Linked DNA regions of Mus musculus: region 1 is linked to region 2. The links are chromatin loops, found by intact Hi-C in ENCODE. Cell type or tissue: left cerebral cortex. All regions are shown on one strand. Links, peaks and the distances in the headings refer to the core of each region. The heading gives the core; the rest is flanking DNA.

Region 1 (5,879 bases), core at 428-5,427, 51 kb before region 2:
GTCCTTAACTCAAAGGTTTGGTTTAGAATTTAACTCCAATTCAACCATCCTCCTACACTTGCTGAATATAGCACATCCCTCAGTGCACCGAAGAGGATGCATCAAACACAGATGGACAACTCCACATAAGCTCAAAGGCTTTTTTCTCTTGCCTGACTGGCATCTATCTTCTCTTGCCTCCCAGAGCCTTCATGGCTGGTAAGGTATCGCCTCAAGTCCATTGTTGTGCCTGCCTCTGATATATTCATGATCGCTCAGCATTCCTCCTTCTACATCTACTAGCAACTGGAAGAGTGACTACATCAGGTTCCCAGACTCCAAAAACAGAGAGGCGTTTTCAATTGTTTCAACTCCTCAGGGTGTTTTTGATATTTTGTTATACTTGCTTAGCTGTATTAACATAAAAGGAACATTTTTTTTTCCTGGAATTATAAGCAACCCTGGCTCTGCCCTGCTGTGAGTTGCGTCTAAGGCTATTTTAGATTACTCCTGCCAGGAAATCTATTTGATTTCTACTTTGAGCTAGATTCTCTGCTCATCTCTTTCATAGTCCTGCGGATTTGTTTTGTTTGTTTTGGGTTTTTTTTTTTTTTAACTGTTGTTCGATATATGATTCCACCACTGCAAAGCTGCCTGCTCCTACCAATCCACCCAGAGTGTTTGCCAGTGGGATCAAAAGTACTGTTCGTTTGTGAGCACTGGTGTTTTCAGAGATTGGTAGGGTCAGGGAGGCATTGTCTTGGGCCATAGAAATATATGATCTTACATACCCCAAGGCAGAAAGGACCTCCCTAAAGGAGTTCTTATTAAAAAATCTGGGAGTGAGGGTGCATTTGTGAGCCAGTCAACTTAGATGGCATAAACTGTAAAGTGTGGTTTTCTGGAGGTCTGTGCATGGCCAATAAGGAATTCTGGTAGCAGCTTTGGGTACATACGTCCAGGCTTGGACTCACAGAGTTACTCTCTGTTCTAAGACCCTACCAGGGTCAGGGGCAAGTTGACACCATCATGAGTTGTTTCATTTATCTACCAATTGCTTTCTAAACAGCAGGTATAGATTTTCAGTGGTCACACAGGAGTATTCTGTTGGCTCTTTTAGTTCTGGAGTCTATAGGACAGACTTAACTGGGTTAAGATAAAGCCAGCTATCCCAATTACCTTCACTGCCATTGGAGCAGCCAAGATGACAATATAGGGTCCCTTTCATTTTAGAGTAAGTTGCTATGACAGGGAGCCTTCTTTGCAGGTTTTTATTAGTACCTGTTCCTAGCTTTTGATCTTAAGATCTGAGGCTGAGAAGCCCTGGATAGCAAATTCTCACTGCCCTCTGAAATCGTTCCTAATTAGTAAAATATTTTAGCAACTATCCATTCTTGGGGTCTGCTATTAAATCTTTATATGAGCACAGTCTCCCATAAAGCACTCCAAAAAGGATCATTTTAGTTTGTGTTCTTGAAGGTGATGGGGGATCTGAGTGTCTATTTTTCTGAAGCCTCTGGCCAAGACTCTTGACTGAGCCATGCTTTAAGGTTTGATTAGCTCTGCCTACTTTTGTAGAGGACTGAGACCTGCAGGAAGAATGTAAATAATATTTAATTGCCTGATGCCACTGTTTGGGTCATTTGTGAAGTAAAGGAGGGGTCTGCGGTCATTTTGTAGCAATCCAAAGCCAAGGACAATTTATTTCAGAAAACAATCTTTGCTGCTTCTGTAGCTCTTTTGGTTCTTGTTGGGGGAAGCCACTATGCACCCTGTGAACACTTCTATTAGTAGAAATAGGAGCTTCAACTCTGTGCAGACTGAGATGGGAGAAAGTGAAATCTGACATTGTGGAGTTCTTAAAGATTCTGACGACTTATAAAAGTTGAACTATGTTTTATACTAGGAGATAAACTTGAGACATAAAGAGAAGTGTTTGTGTATCAGGTTGAAAGGGTAGTGAGTTGTGACAGTTTTAATTATCAACTTGTTACAACACAATATCATGGGGGAAGAGATTCTCAATAAGGAACTAAGTCAGATTGGCTTGTGGGCATGTCTACTAGGGACTGTTTTGAATGTCTTAATTAATGTGGAAAAATGAAGCCCCAAAGTAGCAGCACCATTCCGTGTTGTGGGGCAGGAGCTGTATAAGAGAAAATAAGCATGCCTGCATTCACTCTGCCTCTGTTGACTGTAGATGTGCTGTGATGTCTCGAGCTCCCGCCTCTGCTGTGACTTCCCCACACTGATGCACCGTAACCTCAAACTGTGAATTCAAATAAGCCTCTCCTCCCCAAAGTTGCTTCGTCAGGATATTTTATCACAGCCACAGAATCAAAAGTAGGGCAGGGACCAAGGCCATTTTGAGCAGCACTTGCCTCTTAGAACTGTAAAGCAGTACTTGTGAAGAGCTTTCCTACATGCTAGGAGAGTGAAGTCCACACATTTTTACATAACAGATACTGAATAATTCAGAAAGACAAATGGATGCTGACCCAAAAGCATCCGCTTGGCAGGCAGGAATCGCCAACTGGGAGAGCCAAGCTACTTTCTAGAAGTATTGTTCTGAGAGCACTAACTAATCCTCTCTGGTTTAGAAGCAAGAAGGTATTTGTAGTTACATTCATTTCTGGGGGCCATAAATAGACTATAAGAGTTCTCAGAATTTTGTTGTGATTACCAAACCTCGGGAAAAGAAGACATGTAAAATACATTTCACCCAATATAGGCAGCCATACTTTGCTGATAGTTTTGTTCTTAGAAACAGCCAGGAGAGATCATTAAAATAGTGCGCATGCTTCGGCTCAAAAGTAAAATAAAACTTTAATTAGTCAGATAAATAAATGTTGTGCTGCAGTAAATTCATCTCCATGATAAAGACAAATTTTGATGAAGCAGAAGTGGGTAGATAGCTCATCTTCCATCTGGATCTTAGGGACATAGGAGAGATTAAGCATGCAAATACATACATGTACTCAGAGAAATGAGAGTCACAGAACATTTTATGGTATTACAGCTTTGAGGAAAGGGAGCTAATTATTCTGGTAGCTATTTCCTTGGAACATTCTCTTCAGTAAGAGTGAAGGCTGGTGAGATCTAGATAGCTGATGAAATTTAGTAAGCTCAGGAAACTTGAAATTTCCAAGGTTCACAAAGCCTTTCTCCAGGGTTATATACAAAGTAGTGAACAGTTGTTGGAGAGAGGAGACACTGGCAGGCATAGCTGTGTGTAGGGAGCTCCACGAATACAGCTTTTGTGACCCATCTCCCACACTGGAGTGCTCTTCTTAGTGATGCAGCTGCCTTTGAGTCAATCCACAGCCACACTCCTGAAAGCAACCCCAACAAATCCACCAATTTGCTAAGTTAGGCTTGGGTGGCATTGTAGGCAGACATCTGTTTTCCCGGAAGTTATACAACAGGACATAAGAAAATACCAGGCACATTTGTGGTGTTATACTCAACCCTTTGAATTAAACCTTCGGACCAGCCAAAGAGTCCAAAGTGTGAGATTTGAAGGATGTAAAAGCTTTCATCTAGTCAGAGAGTCATGGGCCCTGTATTAGCTACATCATTAAGATAGACACACACACTACCAGTCTAATTAGCATAAGTCTACTGTAAGACTTGAGGCTGGGGCAATTGAACGCTAATGCCACTTAGTAAAATGGTCCTCATGTCAAAAGGCATGGGGGAGACAAGAGCCATGCTAACGTGTGCTTTAACTTAAAGCAGACATGCTGGGGAAAATTATTGAGGACTATAAACGATTGAAATTGTTCTACTTCAAAAAAGACAGCATGAGTTTTCATATTTTTATTTATTTTTTTATTTTGATGAAACTTTCATGGCCTAGTCATGCAAGACCCAAGAATTTAGGGTGCAGCAGGGCATGAATATTCACTGTCACTGAAGGTCAAAGTGGGACAGAGGGTTCCGAGTTCATTCTCTCATACCAATGAAGATGAAAGACACTAGATATTCCTGGGAGTGTGCAGAGTGAAGGAAACTTTATTAAGGAGAATTAGAGAGAAGTAAGAAATGGAGGGAAGGTAAGAAGAAAAATTAATAGGGGCTCCCCATCGTAGGATGGTTTTTAATGCTGAAAAACTCACCAAACTCCCTTTTCTGTGCTTCTTATAATGATTAAGGCAGTAACTGCATAAAGGCTGAGGTCACTGGTGTAAGACTGGTTAGTTCTCTGAGCTATTATGAGTTAAGCCCATGGAGAGCCCACATGCTCTTCATGTGTTCTCCTCTCCCAACCAGGAAGATAATCAAGTGCTATTCATGTGCCTCCTACCCAGTTAGGGGAGGATGAAGCCTCCTCAGTCCGCTTCTGATGTGTGTTTTATCAGCTGCTGTTCTTGACCGTCTGCTTGCTGGAAGCCATGGCCGATGTGGAATTGCCACTGTGAACTTTGGGAGTGTCTTGCTGCTAATTAGACCATGTCCCCCTAGTTTCCACACTCACCTGACCACCGTGCAACTCTCCCTTCCTTATCAGCACAGAGTGAACCCTATCGCAACCCAAAAGATGTCCCTGCAGTTTTGGTTTTCTCCTATTTAGCTTTCTGTGAAGTGCTCTCTGGCCATCTCCTAAGTGGGAGCTTCTTGCCTGCTATCCTTAGTTACCTGCAGCAGAAGCAGGAGTATAGGAAGGACAATCAATAGCATCTCATAGATACTATTATAGATACTGTATCTTCCTGGGCATTGGGAGGTGGATGGGGCAGACAGGTAGGCAGCCTGAGAACAGGAGCCCAGAGCCTTGTCTTTCTCGTCTTGTCTGTCTCCTTTGGCTTTTTCATACCCAACTCTAAGCCCTCATATTCATGTTCCAGATTCTGTCATCTTAACCTTTCATCTCCCTTTAGCTCTGAAGTCCATCCTTACCGCAACACATGTGAGGCTCATGAAGTTTTAACCATGGGTCCTTTTCCCCCACTTTACTGAAGACTGAGAGCTAGCTCCACTGTCACTTCTGCCCTCTAGATTCTGACCTGTCTATGTTTTAACATGTAGCAATTCACATAATTGTCCCAACCATCCCTTGGGAAAATCCTCTAAGTACTCAATGCTGGTGAGCATGTGGAGCAAGCAGAGCCTTCATGGTGGGAATGCACAATCTCACATCTACTTTGGAAGATATTGTAGGCTTTTTTTTTTAAGTTAAACATGCATCTACCATATGATCAAGTAGTTCAGACACTCACACAACAGCAAAGGCAACGTGTCTATGTACATATTTTCTTCCACAAAAATCTTCATTGCAGCTCTCTTGAGAAGAGGTTAAGACTAGATGCACTCTGATTGTCCGTGAACTGTTGGCTAGAAAAGAAAATTCAGCTTATCCACACAGTGAATTACACTTAGCATTAAAAAAGAAACTACTGCCCAGAGAGCATAGGTGAATACCCAAACAGCTACACTGCATGGAAGAAGGCAAACAAAGAGGTGACAGTACTTATGTAACACTTGAGAAGATGGAGATGAATATATACTAAAAATAAAACAATGGTTGTTGCTTAGGTTTGGGGGCAGGAAGGAAGAAACTATAAAGGAGCACAAGGACACTTGCGAGTGAAGCACACGCTCATCTGTGGCTTCACACCACTGCACATATGTCAAAACTTGCCAAATGATATGTACTTGAAATATGGTCCACATGTCAGTTACACCTCAATAATGCTACATACTTTAATGATACATCTTGCTGCTCTTCTCCACCCACCGCCATCTATATCTGCTTTTAAGAAAACAATGAGCTATTTACTGTAAAAATGAACTTGGCGTCTTGGAGAGACTGTGAATTAAATACATAATCAACACTTACAAATATTCTAAAGGGGTGTTCTTCTACCAAGGTAAGTTTAACATCATGTGAACTTTTTCAA
Region 2 (5,879 bases), core at 577-5,576:
TTTACAAAGTAGCTAGCACAGTACTTGGCAGATAACACACAACAAAGGACTACAATTACTGCTTAATAGTGATAACATCTCATTTACATTGTACTTATTAATGAAGACTTCTTAAATTGTGCAGGTTTTTATAGTTTACAGGATTTAGTTTTCATTTCCATTATTTCAAGGATGCCTATAAAACTTAGGTAAGAACACACAAAGACATAAAGTGATTCATCCAACAACTTCATTATCTCTGGCTCTAGAAACAGTGTTTACGCTACTTAAATACACCTCAAAGAATGAGGTATACCTTCCTGTAATCTGCTAACTTTGTTTAAAATATTTTGAAATCATTAAAATTTGCTGCACTCAAATTTACAACTTTTAGTATGGCCCTAAATATTTCTATTCAAATTTCTGAGGTTTACTTTTACAACAAAAAAATGCACTCCTATTATCTTATTAAACTTTTTTTTTCTTTTAAAGCAAAGCCTTTATTCCCAGCACTTAGGAGGCAGAGGCAGGCAGATCTCTGAGTTTAAGGCCAGCCTGGTCTACAAAGTGAGTTCTTGAATAGGAAAGGCTACACAGAGAAACTCTGTCTTGAAAAACCAAAAGAAGAGAAAAGCCTGTTCTTTATCTAATTCTATTATTACATACAAATGTTTTTCTAGTAAATACAGAAAGGACTCCTAGACTTCAAAAATAAGATTAGAAGAAACTTAAGTACTTCTAATAGATATAAATAAAATATATTAAATAAGATTTATGTATAAGATCATCTTAAAAGGTACTAATAAAGGTGACAGTGTAGTCTAATTCCCCAAACAGCCACAATGAAACTAATGCATTTTCCAAGTTTTCTAAAAGCCATAATGTAATAGACATAAATAAATTACAATCTGTAACACACATTGAGCTACAGGGACCTGAGAGAAAGGAGGACTCATTTTGCTTTGCTTGCAGGAAAATAATAGGACTATTGCTTGATTTATGGATCCATGTCTCTTCAGTAGTGTTCTTTGCAGAGGGAAAGGAAAATTCTTATATTTATGCCATAACCAATAATGAAACATTATCCAAGACTTCCTAAGTTCCTTTTCTTTGATACTGATTACAACACAACCTCAGTCTGGTTAGTAACTTGGCTTCCTAAGTCCTTAGATACATGAAGAGTTTGCTGGATTTTTCAATCTGAAAATTCTGGTGACTAGAAAGAATTACCTTCTACTTCAACATAAACTGACATTCTAATGTGGACATTCTACTGTATACATCAGTCTCCTGTTCCCTTTCATGTGGACTGGGTTCCTGAAGTCTCAGCATACATGAAAAGAAGTATGCATGTAAGCTTTTGAGGTTGGATATGAGAATCTGTCTTTCTGTCCCTCCAAGCTCCCATAATAGTGTAGGTGTAATTCAGAACCTTGCACATGTTAGGCAAGTGCTCTCTAAGACCTACACCCAGCCATCCGGTACTCATTCTTTTTCACTGACCAGCATTATAATCATCTCTTGGTTTTCATTTCCATCCTTACTCTCTCTAAAAATAGAAAATGGGTGGGGACAGCAGCACGTCTGTTATTGTTTTTCTACTAAAATACATGTGTTAAACCAAACTCAGGCAGATCTACTTATACATCCAAATGATGAATGAAGGCTGTGGACGACACTCAGTGGCAGAACACTTCCCAGCATGAACAAAGCCCCTCGGTTCAGTGTTCAGGACAGTGAAATAACACAGAACAGCAGCAGCAAACCACAAAACAGAAGATAAAAGAAAGTGAAGAAACCCACCAAAGCTTTAAACCAAAGCACAGGATACATGGTTATACAGCCTCATTTATATTAATACTTTTTCCAAAATAAAAAATTAAGAACATTTTAATTATGTTATAATAAAAACTAATAAATACAATTTCAACTTGCATCACCAGGAGTATTAATTATTGTTATAAAGCACTTTGATACATGTGACTCAATTATTTCAAGATTTCAAAAAATAATATAGCTGGGTATGGTGGCACAGGGCTTTAATCCCAACACTTGGGAGGCAGAGGCAGGCAGATCTCTAAGTTGGAGGCCAGCCTGGTCTACACAGGGAGTTCAGAACAACTAGGACTAGACAGGAAAACCCAGTCTCAAAATAATAAAATAAAATAAAATAAAAATTGAGAGATATCCATTTAATACAAAGAGGGACAGAAATACTTTTGCATTTGAAGAATATAAGCTTGGAACTTCAAATTATAACTCAGTCTTTTCTCACTGAAAAGTAATTGTATTATTTCTTTTAAAAGTCTGCCGAACAACAACAAATCTGTTTTCAAGCTTGGTTTGACAGTGCACACTGGTAATCTCAACAATCAGAAGACTGATAGGAGGGTCAAGACTTCAAGACCAGCTTGGGCTATACAGTAATTCAGCATTAATGTTTCAAATACAGACACACAAAAAAGTTGCTCTTTCATGCCCCAAAGGGGTGTGGCCGTATAGGAGATACTCTTAGTTGAACTGAGTCTATTTATAGTTTCTTTTACAAAAAAAAAAAAAACACTCATCAGCTATCAAATTCTCATTTTGCTTAAAATAATGTCTATCAACCTAAATCCTCTGTGCAGAATTCTCTTAGGACTGTAATGCTAAGAACTTGCACCACAACTGAAATTGTCTAGCGATCTCCGTCTCCAGGAGACTGAAAGACTGCAGAGACTCTGGAGTATCCTAGGGGAGATGGGAAAGGTGGAGGTGGGGCGAAAGGAAAAGTCCCACAGAGGAGTTAAAAGATAAAGGCTTTAAGCACTCCGTTTAATGCAAAGGGGAAAACACTGATTCTACCTATCTATAAGAAAACTTGGTGATGCGGACAATGAAAAGGGACAGAAGCCTTTAACACTCCATAGCCAGCGGGTGAAGAGAGGAAAAGGAGGCAAGGGAGAAGAGGGCGGGGCGAGGAAGGTCCCCAACGACAAGAAAGTCTTTTTTAAAAAAGTACTCTGTGTGCTTGGCCTCGGTTAGGTTCTCCTGTACTACTAAGCAGGCTGCAGGTAGAAAGAATCTTATTTTGGACAGCAGTGAGTAGAACGTTTACAATGGTAACCAGCACTGTGCAGAACATGTCGTCTCTCTCTGCCTGCTCTGGTCCAGTTCTTTGCCTCGCATTCTGGCTCCTGGGGCACTCGGGGAACACACCACCAAAGCCTGCACCACTGTATAATAGCAAAAGGAAAATACCTGAGTCCCAGGAATAACACCTGCAGCAACAGGAGGAGGAGCCACGGAAAACTGGAACCCGGGATGGGATCCTCTCTTGCTCCCGTCAAACCTCAACTCTTATGGGTGGGGTGGAAAACTTCCGCCCCGGACAAGGGAGCGTCATTTCCGTCTAAGGCCTTGACCCCGCCTCTTCATTCTGGCTACGTTCAGACTTCCTCTTCCAGGAATCTTCGGCCTATGCTTTAAGTCCTTACATGGACTACATAACCCAGCATCCACCGCGGCAGATTGGTTTCCGGGTCAAGAGGTCCGCTCTGGGTGCATCACCATGGAAGCGCTCGGTTTGGTCACGTGGTGGCCCTGGTTACGCCGGGTGGCGCCTGTGGGGTCCCAGGCTCAGCGGGGGCCATTTTGCCGGAGGCTGGCTCCGGGAGTGGAAGGCCCGAGCGGCCTGGCAGCTGACCGGAGCCGTTCCTTCTCTTCCTCTGCAGCTCGGGGCTTGGAGAGGAACTGGAAGGCTGGGCTTCATCCAGCCCTCCCAAGACGGCAATGGTTCCCTCCAGCTCTCGCTACCTGACGACCCTCCATGGCGGCCGCGCCTTCCGAGCTGCTCCCGCTGCCGCCTCCTGCGACCCCTGGTTCCTATCGCCTCCTGAGCCGCTGTCGTCCTTACGCCCCAGGGACTGATGGTCGTCGATCCGGGGGCACCATGAGAGGCGAGAAAAACTATTACTGCCGTGGGGCTGCCGGGGATCATGGCTCCTGCCCCGCGACGCCGTCGCCTCTGGCCTCGACCCTCCTGTTACCGGCGGAGGCTGTTTCAACTAGCTGGTCCGGGCCTGGAAGTGGGCTCTCGGGCGGAGATGAGGAGGAGACTCGGCTTCTTCAACTCCTGCGCACCGCACCGGATCCTTCCGAGGCGTTCCAGGCTTTGCAGGCTGCCTTGCCGCGGCGAGGCGGCCGGCTTGGCTTTCCCCGCCGCAAGGAAGCCTTATATCGGGCGCTGGGCCGAGTGCTTGTGGAAGGCGGCAGTGAGGAGAAGAGGCTCTGCTTGCAGCTTCTCTCGGACGTTCTTCGGGGTCAGGGCGAGGCGGGTCAGCTGGAAGAGGCCTTCAGTTTAGCGCTTTTGCCTCAGCTCGTTGTCTCGTTACGAGAAGATAACCCTGCCCTACGGAAAGATGCGCTGCAGATCCTGCATATTTGTCTTAGGCGTAGTTCTGGGCAGGTCCTGCGAACTCTCATCCAAGGCCTGGAAAGTCCAGATGCCCGGCTTAGAGCTTCCACTGCGCTGTTGCTCCCTATCTTGTTCACTCCTGAGGATTTGTTGCAGGGTTTGGATCTCACTGAAGTAATAATATCTCTGGCCCGAAAGCTTGGCGATCAGGAGATGGAAGAAGAATCCGAGACAGCCTTCTCTTCACTTCAACAAATTGGAGAACGACTTGGTCAAGAGAGGTTTCACTCCTACATCTCGCGTTTGCCTTCTGCACTGAGGAGGCACTACAATCGCCGCCTGGAGTCCCAGTATGGAAGTCAGGTTCCTTATTATTTGGAGCTAGAAGCCTCCGGGTTTTCTGAAGATGCTGCCCCGTGTGTAGTGAATCTTTCCAGTAGCAATCTTAAATTTGAGATTATTCCCCAGGAACTCCATGCAAGACTGTTGGATCAGGAAGATTATAAAAACAGGACTCAGGCTGTTGAAGAACTAAAGCAGTTGCTGGGAAAATTTAACCCAAGTTCGACCCCTCATGCTAGTCTCGTTGGTTTCATTAGCTTATTGTATAACTTGCTAGACGATTCCAATTTCAAAGTGGTCCATGGCACACTTCAAGTTCTCCATTTGCTGGTCATTCGCCTGGGAGAGCAGGTGCAACAGTTCTTGGGACCAGTTATAGCGGCTTCTGTGAAAGTGCTGGCAGACAACAAGTTGGTGATCAAGCAGGAGTACATGAAAATCTTCCTAAAGCTAATGAAAGAAGTGGGTCCTCAGCGGGTGCTTTCTTTGCTCCTGGAAAACCTTAAACATAAGCATTCCAGAGTACGGGAGGAAGTAGTGAACATTTGCATCTGTTCCCTCCTGACCTACCCCAGTGAGGATTTTGACTTACCCAAACTGTCCTTTGATCTTGCTCCAGCTCTTGTGGATAGCAAACGCAGGGTACGCCAGGCAGCTTTAGAGGCCTTTGCTGTTTTGGCATCATCAATGGGCTCAGGTAAAACCAATGTTCTTTTTAAAGCTGTAGATACTGTTGAATTGCAGGATAATGGCGATGGGGTGATGAATGCCGTGCAGGCCCGATTGGCCAGAAAAACTCTTCCACGGCTAACAGAACAGGGATTTGTGGAGTATGCAATACTCATGCCGTCTTCGGCCCAGGGCAGGTCAAGCCATTTGGCACATGGAGCAGATACAGACTGGCTTATGTCCGGTAACAGGACTCAGAGTGCACACTGCTACTGTGGTGACCACACCAGGGACAGCATGCAACTTTATGGATCCTACAGTCCAACTATCTGTACCCGAAGGGTTTTAAGTGCTGGAAAGGGGAAAAATAAACTGCCATGGGAAAATGAGCAGCCTGGAGTCATGGGAGAAAACCAGACCTCCAATTCCAAGGACATTAAAGATACCGAGCAGGTATGCTTAATATTCTTAACTTAAAAGTAAAAGAATTCAC

What was found. Hi-C counts contacts between places; a loop is a spot of excess contacts. Peaks named below come from ENCODE experiments on the same cell type or tissue, not always from the same donor. Only the 100,000 strongest peaks of a DNase experiment are listed, where the experiment ranks them.
Region 1: it touches region 2 in a loop (3-fold over the local background); 8 of 42 quality-filtered maps call a loop at or near these places.

The regions. Positions count from the first base shown.
Region 1 is chr12:64,910,866-64,916,744 of GRCm38, forward strand. It overlaps Gm51965, which reads right to left. Exons shown (of 2, transcript XM_030247022.1): 2 at 3,785-5,313. Among named protein-coding and RNA genes, the nearest start is that of Gm527, 4.1 kb to the right of the region's middle. In left cerebral cortex, for the core only: no CTCF peak of the experiment used is centred there; DNase peaks (open chromatin) are centred at 2,357 and 3,376; H3K27ac peaks cover 433 bases.
Region 2 is chr12:64,962,190-64,968,068 of GRCm38, forward strand. It overlaps Klhl28 (kelch-like 28), which reads right to left and starts at 3,347. Exons shown (of 5, transcript NM_025707.3): 1 at 3,220-3,347. It overlaps Togaram1 (TOG array regulator of axonemal microtubules 1), which reads left to right and starts at 3,553. Exons shown (of 20, transcript NM_177805.3): 1 at 3,553-5,839. The coding sequence starts at 3,788. In left cerebral cortex, for the core only: CTCF peaks have their summits at 3,646 and 3,860; DNase peaks (open chromatin) are centred at 3,478, 4,097, 4,528 and 5,269; H3K4me3 peaks cover 3,067 bases; H3K27ac peaks cover 1,573 bases.